Regions from separate parts of the Homo sapiens genome. Here regions 2 and 3 are each linked to region 1. The links are chromatin loops, found by intact Hi-C in ENCODE. Cell type or tissue: ascending aorta. All regions are shown on one strand. Links, peaks and the distances in the headings refer to the core of each region. The heading gives the core; the rest is flanking DNA. Region 1 has its middle 90 kb from the start of C12orf75. Region 2 has its middle 170 kb from the start of NUAK1. Region 3 has its middle 110 kb from the start of NUAK1.

Region 1 (5,631 bases), core at 323-5,322:
GCAGAGGCTAATCACATCTACAAAATGTATCTTTTTACTGTTTCTGTTATACTGCTTGTTGCCTCTAGGATGTTAAAGACAGCGCAGTCTCTGGCTGCCATTCCCAAGAAATCCACACACCCCAAACATTTTGTGAATTTCAGCAGCATTTCCTCAAGACTTGGTGGTGCTAAGGGTGGTTGAAGCTTACCTACATTACCTACATTTAATTCTCACATCAGCGTTGTGAGGCAGACATCATTAGTTTCACTGTGCTAAGCATCGTGACCCTGGCACACAGCTAATAAATGAGGGGGTTTTCAACCAGTTACTTTGTACTGGGTCATTCTTAAGAACCAGGGAATTGAGAGCCTTGTGTTCACTCATAAGGTAATGGAACTTAACTGAGCCACTGGAAATAGTGATACTTGTCATTTATTCAATTTACCCCACACATGAATACCTCCCAACAGTGGAAAGAGTCAGCTGTGCTCACTAAAAAGGTGGTGAAGTGGTCACGTGCACAAGTATGTGTGTGCAGTCAGGAATGTGGAGACCAGGGTAGGGACGTGTGAAAAATGCTGGATGTGGGCTCAGCATGGCCCTGCCCTGCCCCAGAGCCTCCACATAGGAATGCCAGTGTCATGAATCTTAAATTCCATCCCAGCTGCATGGGCAACATCAGCCCCACCCAGATGGAGTGGGAAGGGGCGTGGGATGAGCTTGCTGAAGGGGCGGCCATCTTTCTAGTCCCGCCTCAGTGTCATGGTAGCCAGGCAGATGTCTGTGAACACTTGTGGAAAAGTGGGATCCAAATATGAAGAGCTGCTGCCTCCCTGCCTGTGGCTGTCCTCTGCCTGGGCTATGTTCATTTCTCCTTGCGGTCTAAGGGAATCTGCTCTTCATGCCCCCATCTCCTGGGCAGGTACCCTTGGAACTCCCATAGCTATCCTGCAGTGTCTTGGATGCTCTTCTGCATCTTGTGTCTCCTTGTGATGATAAACTCCCTGTTAAACTGCCTGAGGCCTGAGATAGCTGAGGCACTTCTCCTACCTCCTCCACACATTCCTTCCATTAACACGCTGCCCTGGGTGCCTTCGTCAGATGCATTTGTGCTCTTCCAGTAGGACCCTGAGGGAATGCAGCCCCAGAGCGATTTGCCGGCAGGCGCTGTGCTTTCTTGCCTTTGCTGGTCCCCACATCTGGACACCACCTCTGCCTTTCCAACGCCCGACTCCTCTTTCCCTAGTGCTGTGAAATCTCCCCCTCCTTTGAATTCCAGACTGCTTAATTCCATTCCTTCTTGCAGCATTTATAATTATAGCAATAACTAACCTCTGTCTGGCTAGTATTCCTTACAAAGCACTTCCCCATATATGATCTTTTCTTATTCCTATGAAAAGAATTTGGCAAATAGCTGCCCTGCATTTCATATTTTCTATGAAGATTCTTTACATATATGTCACTCTTTTTTTTTTTCTGAGAAGGAGTCTTACTATTTTTCCCAGGCTGGAGTGCAATGGCCCGATCTTGGCTCACGGTAACCTCTGCCTCCCAGGTTCAAGTTATTCTCCCTGTCTCAGCCTCCTGAGTAGCTGGGACTACAGACATGTGCTACTTCACCAGGCTAATTTTTGTATTTTTAGTAGAGATGGGGTTTCACCATGTTGACCAGGCTGGTCTGTAACTCCTGACCTCAGGTGGCCTGCCTGCCTTGGCCTCCCAAAGTGCTAGGATTAAAGGCATGAGCCACTGTGCCCAGCCACATATATACCACTCTTAATTGTCACAGCAGAACCACAAGATGTGTGTTAGTGTGCCTGTTATACAGATGAAGAAACTGAAGTGTGGAGAAGCGAAATCCCTCATGAGTTTATCTAGCCAGGAGTTGAACCTAGGTCTGCCCAAAGCTTTGTTAGCTGTCAAAGCATGTGGCCTGTGGTGCTCTACTGGGCTCCATTTATAGAGGTGGAAACAGTGGCTGGGTGACTGAGAAAGAACTTGTACCAGATGGCAGATGCAGGACTGTGTCCCGATCTGAATACAGACTCCAGGCTTCTCCCTCGACATCTGCCACACAGTTGCTGATGTTCATGACTAATCTTAATCTTTTGATGTGAGCAACATGAGGGTAAGATCAGTGCCCAGGATGCTAAATTACCTATGAAAGATAAAGGAGGAGGGAGCAGGAATGGGTGGGAGATCCTCAGACCACAATGCCACCTGCTACCGGCAAAGTGGGGGCAGGCAGGCAGGAGGACTTAGGGAGGAGAGCTAGGACTACAGTGCGGCTCTGAGAGGGCCTCCTCAGGCCCAGGGGCAGGCTCCAGGCACAGGTTCCATCCAGGAGGCCTATCCTGGGCAGATGTGGCCTGGCTCTAATCCTCCCTCATGCTCACTCATGGCTGGGAGAATTCAGGGAGATGGTGGCCTTGGTGCAAATGCCACAGTGATTCTAAAGGCACACAGCTGCTGGCTGTCAGTCAATTGCACCCTTGGCCAATGCTCTCTGAAAAGAAGAGCTGAGCAGTGCACCTGCATGAGAACCACGTGGACGAAGCCAATGCTTTGGACTCAGAAAGACCTGACTTACCAGCCACGGGTTCACAGGTAAGTCAATTAGTTTTTTTGAGTTAATTTACTTACCTTTGGCTGACAGATGGATTAAATGAGGTATTGTATGTAAGATGCCTGTCATGATACAGCTGCTCAAAAATGGGCAGTTACCTTCCCTCTGGGAAGTCTGCTATAGTGGTTGGCAGGATAGATTCTGGAGAGAGATGGCTTAGGTTCAAATCCTGTTTCTGCTACTTGTTAGCTGTGTGATCTTGAACAAGTTACCTAACCCCTCTGGGACTCAGGTTTCTTCTGCAAAAACTGGAGATAATAATAGTTCTTAACCTCAGGAGGGATATTGTGAAAACTAAATGAGATAATCCATGAAGAAGTCAGAATGTAACAGCTATTACTGATGGCCTGTATCCTTAAGGATAAAGGGAAATGCATAGCAGTGGCCTGCAGAGGGCAGTATCCCCACAGCAATCTGATTTGCCTCTGGGCCAATGCTGTTTCTGGGCCTTTCAAGTTCAGAGCAGAAAGAAACAAGGTGTACAAAGCACAGCAGAGTGACTAAGTGACAAAATGTGCCAGAAGAGATGTGGAGAGCATGTAGAATAGGTAATATTTTTAAAAATATTATTTATTGGTGGGTGGCTGCAATGAAACAGAATGGAGAAAAATATCAATAATTTCAAATAAAAATCCTATGCACAATTTAAGGTGAACATGGAAACCAAAACTTCTCATAGAAAATGACACACCTGCTCTCTTTGGACATGTCTTAGGAGCCCCTGGAGTCTGGTGGCCTGGGCCCTAGTTTGTTTATACAATTTGTGTCAGAGATCAAGACACTCTTTGAAAACACCTGGAAAGCAACTTAAAGATCAACAGTTTAGAGCTGAGTGAATTGAAAGTGGAGTGCTTTGGAGTTACAGGCATCTGGTATGTAATACCAGCTCAGTCCCTATGTAGCTGGGTGATTTTTTTTTTTTTCAAGTCAGAGTCTCGCACTGTGGCCCAGGCTGGAGTGCAATGGCGCCATCTCCGCTCACTGCAACCTCCGCTTCCTGGGTTCAAGTGATTCTCCTGCCTCAGCCTCCCGAGTAGCTGGGATTACAGGCATGAGCCACCACGCCTGACTAATTTTTTGTATTTTTAATAGAGATGGGGTTTCGCTACGTTGGCCCAGGCTGGTCTCGAACTCCTGATCTTGTGATCTGCCTGCCTTGGCCCCCCAAAGTGCTGGGATTACAGGTATAGCTGGGCGACTTTAAGCCACGCGATTCATCTCTCTGTGGGATGCAGACAACCTTTTGAACAGTCAGAGCAAAGGGCCAGGCCAGGGATTATCATCAGTCTGTATTCCATGCCACATCCCCTCAAAGTCCTTTTTGATTTGCCCCTATGCTATCCTGCAGGACATTCTTCTAGTTTCTTAAGCATCTTGGATAAAGGGGGGCATTTTCTTACACCCCCAGTGTGCCTGTCACTCTTTTTGCTTCTGGTGAATAACTGCAATGTCTACTATCTAGTCTCCTAATTAGGTGTCTCTTGGGCCACCATTAACCATCGTCAAACACTGAAATCCCTACTGCTCTTTGTCATGGAGTCTGCTTCATGTACAAAAATACAGTTTATGTTGTTTTCAACCTAAATGTCTAAATCCCTGCCTCATTCTGTACATATCTTTCTGTAACTTGCCCTTTTCACTTAATCCTGTACCTTAGAGAGTTTTCCATGCCACACATAAACATTGACCTTGTTCTTTAATGCTACAATGGCAATCCACTGTAGGAATGTCTAGAATGAAAGAATTCCAGTGTCAAAGGCTATTTAGACTTTTTGAATTTTCCCCTTTAAAAAGCAGTGTGGCAAGGGTGCCTGTGTGTGCCTCGTCCATTTCTGCAAGTCTTTCACTAGGATGGATCCTAAAAATGGGGTTGCCAGGTTTCAGGGGTGAGCATGTAGAATTTTGACAGATACTAACAAGTCACCCCCAAAGTCTGTGCCTACTTATCATATAGTGTGGTATAGTATAATACAGCATAGTGTAGTACAGTGTAGCATAATATAGTGAGGCACAGTATCATATAGTGTAGCATAGCATAGTGCAGTATAGTGTAGAATAATATGCTATAGTCTGGTATAAGATAGTATAACATAGCATAGTGTAGCAGAGTGTTCTAACACACTCTTTATTATAGTCCTCAGATGACAGGTAATGTTTTATGTCAAAAATTGAGGAACTTGAGAGGCATATAGCCTCGTGGTCAGGAGCCAGATATTGCATTCAAATCTTAACTCTACCCCTCACAATTTTTGTGACTTTGGGCAAGCAACTTAGTCTTTTGTGACTCAGTTTTCTCAATGAGTTAATATATGAAAAACACTCAGAACAGGTGCTGGCAAGCAGCAAGCAGAGACCCATTGTTTTGTGCCACTGTTATCCCAGTTTCTCTAATCTGTAACACCTGGGGTGTTGGTGTTCTTAATGTGTGAGAAGTCGCAAGACACATGGGGTGCATGCAGTCAGAGAATACATTTCACTAGTAGATTTGTTGAAATAAGTAGTTGATAAATACCTAAAATGCTTTTACATGGAAACAAATGTATTTATGAAGAAGAATGCAAAATTGGTATAAATTTGAAAATATGGAACCTCAAAAATAGAATACCTGTTGAGGGCTTCTATGAACTCGATACTTCACCCCACTCCCTTTGCAGGTGCTCGCTTTGGATTATTCTGGAGTGAAAAGGTCAAATAATTAGAATAATTCATGGTGGTTTGCCTTCTGAAAAAAACTGAGGATCTTCGTGGGTCTAGATTTGCTTTCTTTGGTTTCCAGGTACTAATGTTTTTTCCTTAGCAATGAAATGCAAATTATTCTCATAGACAGCCAATATTGATGTTTCAGCAAATCAATGAACAGATGTTTTGCTTGAAATGATTTCTAATTAGTGCTCTATAAATGGCTGGAGTTTAAAATAGTCAACTAGGTAATCAGAGTTAGCCTTCATTTCCTATCTTACTGAGTCACTGGGAGAGATGGGGCACCAGGAAAACCCCAGATTTTCATAATCTTCAGATGTCAT
Region 2 (5,631 bases), core at 378-5,377, 550 kb after region 1:
AGAAAAAGTCACCAAGATCCCTCAAAGTCTCAAAATCTATCTAGAACCGAACCACGTTTTACTGCTTTTACCCTTATCACCCTGGTTTGGGTAACCCCTCAAGTCTTCTCTGAATTATTGCAATTGCCTTTGAATTGGTCCCCGTGTTCAACCCCTGGACTCCAACACTCTATTCTCAAGACAGCAGTAAGAGTGACGCTTTTACAACTTTAAAACTCAAGTCCACTCCAGTCACTTCTCTGCTCACAACTCTCTTATTCCCCCCTTCTCACTCAGAGTAAAGGCTGGAGTTCTCACAACAACCAACAAGGTTCTAAATGAGCTGGACCCCCACCAACTGTTTTACTCCATCTCCTTCTACTCTGTCTGTATTAATAGTCTGGGGTCTACAGAGAAACTAAAACAATAGGATATATACACATACATATAGCATTGTGTTGTATATATATACACACTGTGCATATATGTATAATTATATTGTGTGTATATACTTTATATATGTAGAGAGATATATATAGAGAGAGACAGGTATATATATAGAGACATATATATGTGTGTGTGTATATGTATATATATATATGTATATACATATATGGAGAGAGAGATTTATTATAAGGAATTGACTCACACAGTTATGAAGTCTGAGAAGTCCCACAATCTGCAGTCAGCAAGCTTGAGAACCAGGAGAGCCAATGGTCTAGTTCCAGTCCAAGTTCTAAGGCCCAAGAACTAGGAGAGCTAAGGGTGTAAGCTCCAGTCTGAGTCTGATCCGAAAGCAGGAAGCCAACTACTATCACAGAATGGGTCATTCTATCCTCTTGATTATCGAAGCTCTCCTCTGCTGAGGTCAACCTTTGGTGAGCATTTATGTTGAACACAAATGTCTTCACATTTTTTGCCCATTCAGAGGGGTCTGTCCTCTTCCCCAAATTTTCTTCTTATCAATTTTTCTATCATATGCCTTCAAAATTGCTGATCATTCAGCCAAATTATTGGCCACAGCCCATGAATCAGTATATAATGATACATCTGGCCATTTCTCTTTCCAAGCAAAGTAGATGGCCAGGTGAACTTCTTGAAGCTCTGCCCACTGGAAGGACTTCCCTTTACCGGTGTCCTTCAGGGATGTCCCAGAAAGGAGCTATAGTAGTACAGCTGTCCCCTTTCAGAGGATGCCTGCATATCATAAAGAACCATCTGTAAACACCCCCCAAGCTTCTCTTCCTCTGTCAACAACTGTAGGAAACTTCCCACAAGGCCATAGGTACACGCTGGGAGAGAAAAGGCAGTGGAGCAGGAGTGGGGACCATGGGCATTTGGGCCACTTCTTCATGTAACTTATCTGTGCCTTCAGGACCTGTTCATATCCAATCATATAAATACCAGTTCCATTTGATAATGGAATGCTGCTGTGCACACCAAACTTTGTGGCTAGGTGGCTCAGATAATATCCAGTTCATGATGCGTAGCTCAGGTTGCATGATAACTTGAGGTGATTATAAATGCAGGTGGCCCTTAGTTAAGTATTTGATCTCTATTAAGACTGTATAGCAAGCCAAGAGCTGTTTCTCAAAAGGAGAGCAGTTATCTGTGGGTAATAACAATGCCTTGCTCTAAAACCCTAAAGGCCTGTGTTGCAATTCACTTACAAAGGCCTTCCAAAGGCTCCAAACAGCATCCCTATCTGCCACTGACACTTCAAGGACCAATGGATCTACTGGATCGTATGGACCAAGCAGCACAGCAGCCTGCACAGTGGCCTGGACCTGTCGCAGAGCCTTCTCTTGTTCTGGGTCCCACTCAAAACTAGCAGCTTTGCAGGTCGCTCAGTAAATGGGCTGGAATAACACACTCAAATGAAGAATATGTTGCCTCCAAAACCCAAAGAGGTCCGCTATAAACTGGATCCCGCCAACTGTTTCACCTCCTCTCCTATTCCTACTCTTCTTTGCCCACTTTGCTGGAACCACAATGTCTCTTTGCTAACCCTCAAACTGGCAAACGTGCTCCAGACTCGGGGCCTTGTGCCTCTCTGTTCCCTCTGCTTGGCATGTTCTTTTCTCCAATATGCAAATGGATTAGTTCTTTGCTCAAATGTCATCCTCTTCCTGAAGCCATCACTAACAACCTGTGACACTTTCAACCCTGCCTTGCCTGACATTTCCAGTCTACCATCCCTGCTTTTATTTTTCTCCCCAGCACTTTATTAAATTACATTTAGAATTATACAGTTACATAAAGAATTATATAACGTGCTTATTTGGCTTACTGGCTATGTCCCCCCAAACAAAATGTAAGGTCCTGGAAGTCAGGATTATTGTCTATTTTGCTCACTTCTGCATTCACAGTGGGCAGTACCTGATAAGCATTTGGCACTCGATAAATATTACTTTAACAAATATACGCAGAATCCAAGCCCAGTGCAAAGGCCTATGGCACAAATTGAAAGCACAAATGCATTCAGGGACTAAGCAGTCACAAGAACACTGTAAGTGGCAGGAAGTGGGATGTACCAGAGACCCTGCCCACTGAATGCTCGCTCAGCTTCCGCTGACTGTTGTTGCAGAAGAATGTAGGCATAAGTGGACCACATCTTCACTTTTTTTCCGAAAGAAACAAGAAATATTTTAATGCAAAAATCTAAAGATTTTGTTACTGATGACTAGGTCTCTGGCCTAAGAAGTCAAAGAAAATGGCCTGGCCCTGCGTAACATGTGGCTGAGCCCAGTAATCCCTCCAGACCTGGACATCCTGTCCAAATGGTGGCCTTCAGAATAATATCTGAGCCCAAGCAAGCCCCACAGAGACCCCCCCAAGGCCAGCACCCTCATCCCAGAGGCATAGGACATTCTTCTCTAGGTTATGTGGGACCAACATTCCACAGATATCTCACTGGGAAGCCACAGAAACAGCAGTCCTAGGAACCAGATTCAACTTTCTAGTTTATTCCTCGCTCAGGATTTGGAGGCAAGGCAAAACACTTTGAACTTATAAAGCCTCCAGGGACCTCAGATCATTTGGATGAGGGCAAAGAGGGAGGAATCTTCAAGAAAACGATACAGAACTTCTACTAACGGGGATATGAACAATTGTTCACTGGAAGAATGCAGGAGATTTGATTACACTTGCGCTCTGAAAAGAAGTGGGTCATATCATTTATATAAATAAATATTTGGCACAGACTCTGAAGTTGTCTGACTCCACTTCTATTTTTGTAAAATGGGGATAATAATAGTACTTACCTCATAGCACTGTTATGATAATGAGATAAATGAATACATTTAAAGTGCTTAGAATAGTGCCTGACATATAGGAAGCACTTAATAAGTGTTGAGCATTATTTTTATTACTGTTATAATTCCATTCAAATAGCTTAATCTTCTATCTTGCTGCCTTTAACTTTATTCTCATAAACATCTGAAAATCTAGCTGCCAATACCCCTTATAAATGCAAAAATCCTCCACAAATACTAAAAAATCAAATACAGCAGTACAGAAAAAGGATGGTACAATCAAGTGGATTTTGTCCTGAAAATGCAAGGCTGGCTCAACAATAAAAAATCAATGTTATTTGCCATATTAACAGATTAAAGAAAAAAAATCATGTGATTATCTCAATACATTCAAATAAAGCATTTGAAACATTTAACATCATGATCAAAACTCTCAGTAAACTAAGAATAGAAGAGAACTTCCTTAACCTAATAAAGGGCATCTACAGGGAAAAAAAAAAAAAAAAACAGCTAACATTATATTCAATGGTGAAAGACTGAATTCTTAGCCTGTCAGATTGGGAGCAAAACAAGGGTGAAAATGTCTGCTCTAATCATTCCTTTTCCTCCTACTGGAAGTCCTAGCCAGTGCAATAAAGCAAAGAAAAAAACTGTGAGGCATATAGCAGAAATCAAACTTTCTCATCTCAAAGTATGTGATTATTCACATAGGAAACCCCAAGGAATCTGCAAAAATGCTACTGAAAATAAGGAGTGAGCTTAACAAATCTGAAGCGTACAAAGTTAATACTTAAAAAAATCAATCTTATTTCTGAATACTGGTAATAAACAACTAGGAATTGAAATTAAATAAACAGAACCCTATATAATAACACCAAAAATAATAAGATACTTAGGTATAAATCTAACAAAATATTGCAAGACCTATATGCTAAAAGCTAAAATACACTGATAAGAGAAAAAGAACTCTCAGTAAATGGAGAGATACGCTGCATTCATGGATTAGAACACTTGATCTTATTAATATGTCATTCTCCTCAAATTGATTCAACACACTAGAGATTAAAATCCTGGCAGGCTTTTTTGAGATGACAAAAAGCTGATTCTAAAAATCTTTATAGAAAGGCAAAGAAGCTAGAACAGACAAAATAATTTTAAATAAGAAGAACAAAGTAGGGGAGTCCACACTACCTGATTTTAAGACTTCCTATACAGCTACAATAATCAAGACATTGTGATCTTGATTGGCAAAAAGTGGTATTGGCAAAAAGTGTGACACATAAATCAATGGAACAGAATGAAGAATCCAGAAATAGACCCACCCAAATATGGTCAATTGATTTCTGGCAAAGGTGCAAAGGCTATTTAATAGAGAAAGGATAGTCCTTTCAAGAAATGGTGCTGGAAAAATTGGATGTTCATGTGCAAAAGAAAGTGGACTTCAACCTATATATATATATATCTCACACTTTATACAAAAATTAACTCAAAATGAGTTACATACCCAAGTGGAAAATGTAAAATAATAAAACCTTTAGAAGAAAATCTTTGTGACTTAAGATTAGGCAGAGTTCTTAGAAATGACACAAAAGCATGGTAAAATGGACTTACTTAATCAAAAGTAAAACTTTTACACTGTTAAAAGAATGAAAAGATAAACTAAAGACTGGGAGAAGAATATCTGGAAATTATACATCTAATAATGGACTGGGAGGCAGAATATATTAAAAACTCTCAAAACTCAACAGTAGGAGAACAAACAACTCAGTAAAAAATGGGCAAAAAATTTACGCCGACACTTCATCAGAGAAGATGTACATATATATGTATATGACAAATAAGCACACAAAAAGATGCTCAGCATCATTAGTCATTAGAGAAATGTCAATTAAAACCACAGTGAAATACCAATACATACCTATTAAAGTGGCTAGTATTTTTTTTTTAAAGACAGCCTGACAATTCCAAGTACTGACAAGAATGCAGAGCAACTGCAACTCTTATAAACTGCTAGTTGGAATATAAAATGGTGCAACCACTTTGGAAAAACAGTTTGGCGTGCACTTACCATATGACACAAACCCACTCCTAGGCATTTACACCGCCCCCCCGCCCAACAAATATATATCTACATGAAAACCTGTATGTAAATGTTTACAGTAGTGTTTATACTAATTTTATTCATAATTACTAGAAACTGGAAACAAGTCAGATGTCTTTCAACTGGTGGATGGATAAACAAATAAATCTGCATGTTGGGTTACAAGTCAGCAATTAAAGGGAATGAACTATTGATACATACAACATAGATGAATCTCAAATGCATCATGCTAAGTGAAGAAAGCTAGACTCAAAAAGTTGTCTGATTCCATTTCTATGACACTTTAAAAGGGAAAAC
Region 3 (5,631 bases), core at 380-5,379, 610 kb after region 1:
AAAACCATAGTCCAGCTTCACCAAACCAATGCAAAATAGTTCACTGTTACCAAACCAATGCAAAACTCCAAATAAATATTGACAGGTCAGATTAGAAAACTATAGTCCAACTTCACCAAACCAATGCAAAATTCCAAATAAATATTGACAGGTTACATTTAGAAAACTACAGTCCATCTTTACCAAACTAATGCAAAATTCCAAATAAATATTAACAGATAAGATTTAGAAAACCGTAGTCCATCTTCACCAAACTAATGCAAAATTCAAAATAAATATTGACAGGTCAGATTTAGAAAACCATAGTCCATCTTCACCAAACTAATGCAGAACTCCAAATAAATATTAACAGGTCAGATTTAGAAAACTATAGTCCATCTTTATCAAACTAATGCAAAATTCCAAATAAATATTCGCAGGTAAGATTTCAGAAACCATAGTCCATCTTCACCAAACTAATGAAAATTCCAAATAAATATTAACAGATCAGATTTAGGAGCATAATCAAAGAAATACGAGAATCATGAAGTAAGGCATCTATTTAATTCACTACATTAATTCAGTCAAAAATATTTAGCATTATTTGAACACTTACTTTTTGCCAATATAGTATTGGCTTCTGTATAGAACAATGGAACAGAATAAATGATTAATATAACTAAGCCTATATATATACATATATCAAAATGGATATATATATAAATGGAAGAGGAGATTTCAGAAATAGACCCATAATAATAATAATGGTGACCATTTAAATTAGAAGAGAAAGGAAAGACTATCCAATACATGGTATTGACAAGACTGCCCTCTTACAAAAGAAAAAATAAAATTAGATCCTACTCCACACCATTCAAAACAATAAATCCCAGATGCACTAGAGTTCAACATAGAAACCAAAACTACGAAGTATGCTCCATAACAAATGAATTCAGACACAACATGACCAGTGGCTGGCAATTAGTTCTCATCTTCAACAGCTCGATAACACTGACCCCACACTTTAAGTGACAAAGTATGTTTTGGGTTTCACTTCTAGCATTACGGTGTGATTTTTAGCATTCTAGAAGAAAGCATAGGAGAATGTTTTTACAACCTTGAGACAGGGAGAAGACCTTCCTAAGCAAGACACAAAATGCAGTAGCTGTAACAAGAAAGATTGACAGATGTGAACTACATCAGAATCAAGTCCTGTCAAATTAAAACCAGCAAGTGAAGTTAAAAAGTAAAACACTGTACACAATCCAAACATTTTTCAATAGATAAATCATTAATACCTGATTACATTAACACCTGATTATAATAATTAAACTTGATTACATAATTTATCATACAATCATTTTACAGACTCTTAAATAGTGGTTACAAAGAATGATGCAAAGTTACATGTACTGGTATGAAAAAGTCTCCACGACATAGAGCTACATGTCAAAAATGAGTCACAAAACTGGTTAAATAGATAGGTAGATAGATAGATTAGATAGGTAGATAGATAGATATGTAGACAAACAGAGAAAGAGAGAAAGAGAGAGAGAGAGATGATAGATATAGATCCCATTCCTTTTTTAAAAGTGTTTAAAAATTATGAAGCTTCATAGAAAATGAACTATACTCATAATGAACTGTTAATGGTGATTATATTTAAGGAGGAGAATGGAGTCAATAGATGAGGGATGAATTTAACTTTTCACTCTATATGCTTATGAATTGTTGAGTTTTGACAAAGAGAATGTATTCATGGATTTCTTTGTGTGATATATAAAAGGCAAAACCATAACATTTGGAATTAGACTGTTCAGCTGCCAGCCCGGCTCAAGTGTTTATTAGCTTCCTAACCTGCAGCAATTTGCCTATCAAAATAAGGCAAGAACACCTACCTCATAAACATTGTATGAGCAATGAATAAAGTAAGTTAAAACTACTGCTTATTGAGCACCCACTGTATACCAGGTTTTTAAAATGCACTATTGCCTTTTAAATACACTATTCTACTGAACTACAGTGTAGTAAAAGCCTTGTAAGGTTGCTATAGCGTTTTGCATGTCAGGAAACTGAAACCCAGAGAAGTGAAGTAAACGGCCCAAGATCACAGGGCTGGTAAGTAGCAGAGCTAGCATGAGACCTGTGTCTTTTCTGCTCTAAGACCAGTGCCAGTTCCTCCCATGTTCACCACTCCAGGTCCTTTTATTTTTTGCTAAGAGGAGTGGTGCTTACACTGGGCTTAGGCAACACCCCAGAATAAACCTCAGATCAGCTGCACTACAGCCCCCAGCCTAGACCCTGCAGAAAGGGGAGCAGGAATTACTGACTCAAAGCCGCAGTCGATTACTCACAGACGACGTATGCAAGCTCCCATCTCCCACTTCCTCTGAAATAGATAACAACAGCTATTTTAGCCTGAAATGCCACTGGCATAAACGCATGAAAAGTCGTAAATCTGGAATGATAAAAACTCATTGTAAAATAGCAGTCAGGGATTTGGATGATAAAACCCCATACCCTGCTCCAGCCAGCTGGGACCCCCACTCTGGAGACGCCCAGCCAAAGAAGGGAGAAGAAAAAAGGGGGACATAGGGGAGATCAGTACCATATACAGTAGGAGGCTAATCAGAACTTTCCTTGCCGGAAGCTGAACAGACATTTAACACCAGGAATGGCTAACTGCATATTTTGAATTGTTTACAGCAGTGTACACAGTCTGATTTCTCTCTGTCGACTCCAAATTTTCATGAAATCCGATATACCTACAAATACTGACTAACCCTTTTAAAAGGGCTATTATGTGCTAGGAACTGTTCTAGGATTTTCCACAAATTAATCCATCTAATTCTTACAATAACTCAATTATTATTCCAATTCCCCAGATGAGGAAACTGAGGCACAGACCAGTTTGGTAAGTTGCCCAAGGTCCCAAAGCTAGTAGTAAGTGACAGGCCCAGGCAGTGTGACTTCAGAGTCCTCACTGTTCACCATCATTCCATATTTCCTCTCAAATATTTGGCATGGGGATAGGAGGGGGATGCATCAAAATCAAAGAAGGGGCTGAAAGTCAGGTCTGGGTTGACGTAGTGCAGATAGGTTAGTCTCAAGCAGAAAAGGACCCTGAGAATGTCAAGAATACTCAGAAATCTAGAGAAGAGGTCAGGCGCAGTTGCTCATGCCTATAATCCCAGCACTTTGGGAGGCCAAGGCGGGTGGATCACCTGAGGTCACGAGTTCGAGACCAACCTGGCCAACATGGTAAAATCCCAGCTCTACTAAAAAAACACAAAAATTAGCTGGGCAGATGGCATGCACCTGTAGTCCCAGATACTTGGGAGGCTGAGGCAGGAGAATCACTTGAACCCTGGAGGTGGAGGTTGCAGTGAGCTGGGATCGCACCACTGCACTCCAGCATGGGTGACAGAGCGAGATGCCATCTCAAAAAAAAAGAAACCTGGAGAAGAGAGTCGAACTGCTGAGGGGATGGAATGAGGTTTCAAGTCAATCTGATCTGGATCTCAAGGGTTCTGGAGCCATTGTATGGGTTATGTTTCTGAAAGACTTTACCACTTTCCCTCCCTCAGATCTCTCTTGGTGGTCAGTCCTAATGTGTGCTGGGTGTGGCATCCTCAAGTCCCTTGGCAGCTGGGCCCCTCCCTTTCAGTGCCTCTTTTAGGGCTCAGTTCTATTATACCTTTGTCCTTACTTGGTTGTGTTAGGATTTAAAGGGATTAATCTCACCTCTGCCTCACTGCCCCCAGGGCACATCTAAAATTATAAATACAGAAGTCCGATGGAGGATAAACTATCACCTATAATCTTGGTACTGCTTAATTAGAGGACACAGCCGACTTCCCCTGGTTAAATAGGTTCTTGCAACTTTTCCCTAAATCCAGCCCAAAGTTCTTCGGTGGAAATTTCTGTGATGATGAAAATGTCCCATATCTGATCCCAAGGTGTTTACACCTTGGCAGGAGGCTAGAGTTGCAGGAGAATACAGGGCCTGCACTCTGCACTCTAGAGGGTGCCATTTGCTCCCTGTCTGCAAATGCACTCCTGGAGTTTTGCAGTGCACCACCTGAGCAGCTGTCTATGGGAGCTCTGGAAGAAAGCCTACATCCTGCAGACAGGCCAAACTGAAAGGAGAAAGAGAGGAAGAGGTGAACATCAATCAGATTAAGCTCTCCTCATCCCTTGAGGGAAGATCCAGCAAGAAAAAAGTAGGAAGTGCATTACTTCCAAATTCTTTACCTCCTGGAAAGTGGGGCAAAATTTCCTCATGAAAACATGAGAATAGGGGAAGAAATTTCTCCTAAAGAACTGTCTGGGTCAAAGCACCCAGCTACTAGTTGGCTGGAGGGAAGATTCCTCTCCACACTACAACATACCCAACACCCCCACCCCACCACCACCACCACCAAATGCTCTCAGGACTGACACAGCCAGGAGACTGATAAGACCAAAAGTCTTTCACTGGCTAAGATCACCCTTAGTCCACAAAAATGTTGTATGGGGCTGCTGTGGAGGGCTAAGTGAAATCAGCATTCTTCACCTCTCTCTCTGCCTTAGTCCAGTTAGCCATGCTCTTCCTCCCTTAAAGAAGAAGAGTCATAATTTTAGCCACAATTTTCCACACTACCTAGTGCCTTAACAAACAGAATTTATCTGGCTTCATCCTCACACAGTCAGGGAAGCTCCAACTCCAATCACATTCCTTCCAATGAGTTTGAGGAGTCAGGGGTGGCAGGGGCTCAACTATGCTCACCAATGTCCCCTCCCAGCTAAGAGGCATCAGCCGCTGCTGCTTTTCTCTCCTGTGCCCGCGGTGACATCTCCTGCCCTCCTCACATCCTACCCAGGTTGGGTGAGCTCACAGCTTGACTTATTCTTCATTCCAGGCCCTCTGAAATGCTACAGAGCTGAGCCACCTGGAGCCACCAGTGTCTGACAAGAGTCACTGACAGTGTTCCCTTGACTTTCCCACCTACTTTGTGACCATGGCCTCTCTGTCTGGGGCTCTGCCTTGGACAATAAGCAGTGTTAGGCAGATGGCGAGACACGGAGATGACACACATGTGGCTTGAGGGCAAGAAGAGGGAAGCTTTGATGGGCTGAGCATGATGTCTTCCCTGAGGAATAAGATTCGATCTAAGACCTGAACAGTGAAAAGAGGCAGCTATGCAAAGGGGTTGAGGCAAGAGCAGTCTAGGCAGAGCGAACTTTGTGCAAAGAGCCTGGGGCCAGGACAGGCTGGCTTGTGTCTGAGTAACAGAAAGGAGACCAGTGTGACTGAAGCTAAGTGAGCAAGGACAAGATTAAGATAATGTCTCTAAAATGCCTGAGATTTCTTAAGTGCTTAAATAAATGGCAGCTGCTTGCAAAGGCAAGTAGTGCACAGAGAAACAAATGTTTGTCTCTGTTTAGTATCTTTTGATGAGGGCCTACTCCATGCCAGCCACTGGGCTAGGGACTGCCTTGAGTGATTGTGGTGATCATATTCTGGTCATGAGAGAGGGATTGCTTTTATTCCCATTGTACAAACGGATTTTGCCAAATTGAGCAAATAAAAACACAAAATGCCTACTTAAATTTGAATTTCAAACAATAGATAATCTTTCAGTTCAAGTATATCCCATGCAATATTTGACA

The links. Peaks named below come from ENCODE experiments on the same cell type or tissue, not always from the same donor. Only the 100,000 strongest peaks of a DNase experiment are listed, where the experiment ranks them.
Region 2: a loop joins it to region 1, with 2.2 times the contacts of the local background. A loop is called at or near these places in 2 of 110 quality-filtered maps.
Region 3: it touches region 1 in a loop (2.2-fold over the local background); 4 of 110 quality-filtered maps call a loop at or near these places.

Annotation. Positions count from the first base shown.
Region 1 is chr12:105,417,838-105,423,468 of GRCh38, forward strand. No RefSeq gene overlaps it. Among named protein-coding and RNA genes, the nearest start is that of C12orf75, 90 kb to the left of the region's middle. In ascending aorta, for the core only: a CTCF peak has its summit at 3,004 (motif pointing right); a DNase peak (open chromatin) is centred at 3,024; H3K27ac peaks cover 2,047 bases.
Region 2 is chr12:105,964,367-105,969,997 of GRCh38, forward strand. No RefSeq gene overlaps it. Among named protein-coding and RNA genes, the nearest start is that of NUAK1, 170 kb to the right of the region's middle. In ascending aorta, for the core only: no CTCF peak of the experiment used is centred there; a DNase peak (open chromatin) is centred at 2,789; H3K27ac peaks cover 2,636 bases.
Region 3 is chr12:106,028,323-106,033,953 of GRCh38, forward strand. No RefSeq gene overlaps it. Among named protein-coding and RNA genes, the nearest start is that of NUAK1, 110 kb to the right of the region's middle. In ascending aorta, for the core only: no CTCF peak of the experiment used is centred there; a DNase peak (open chromatin) is centred at 2,279; H3K4me3 peaks cover 647 bases; H3K27ac peaks cover 2,776 bases.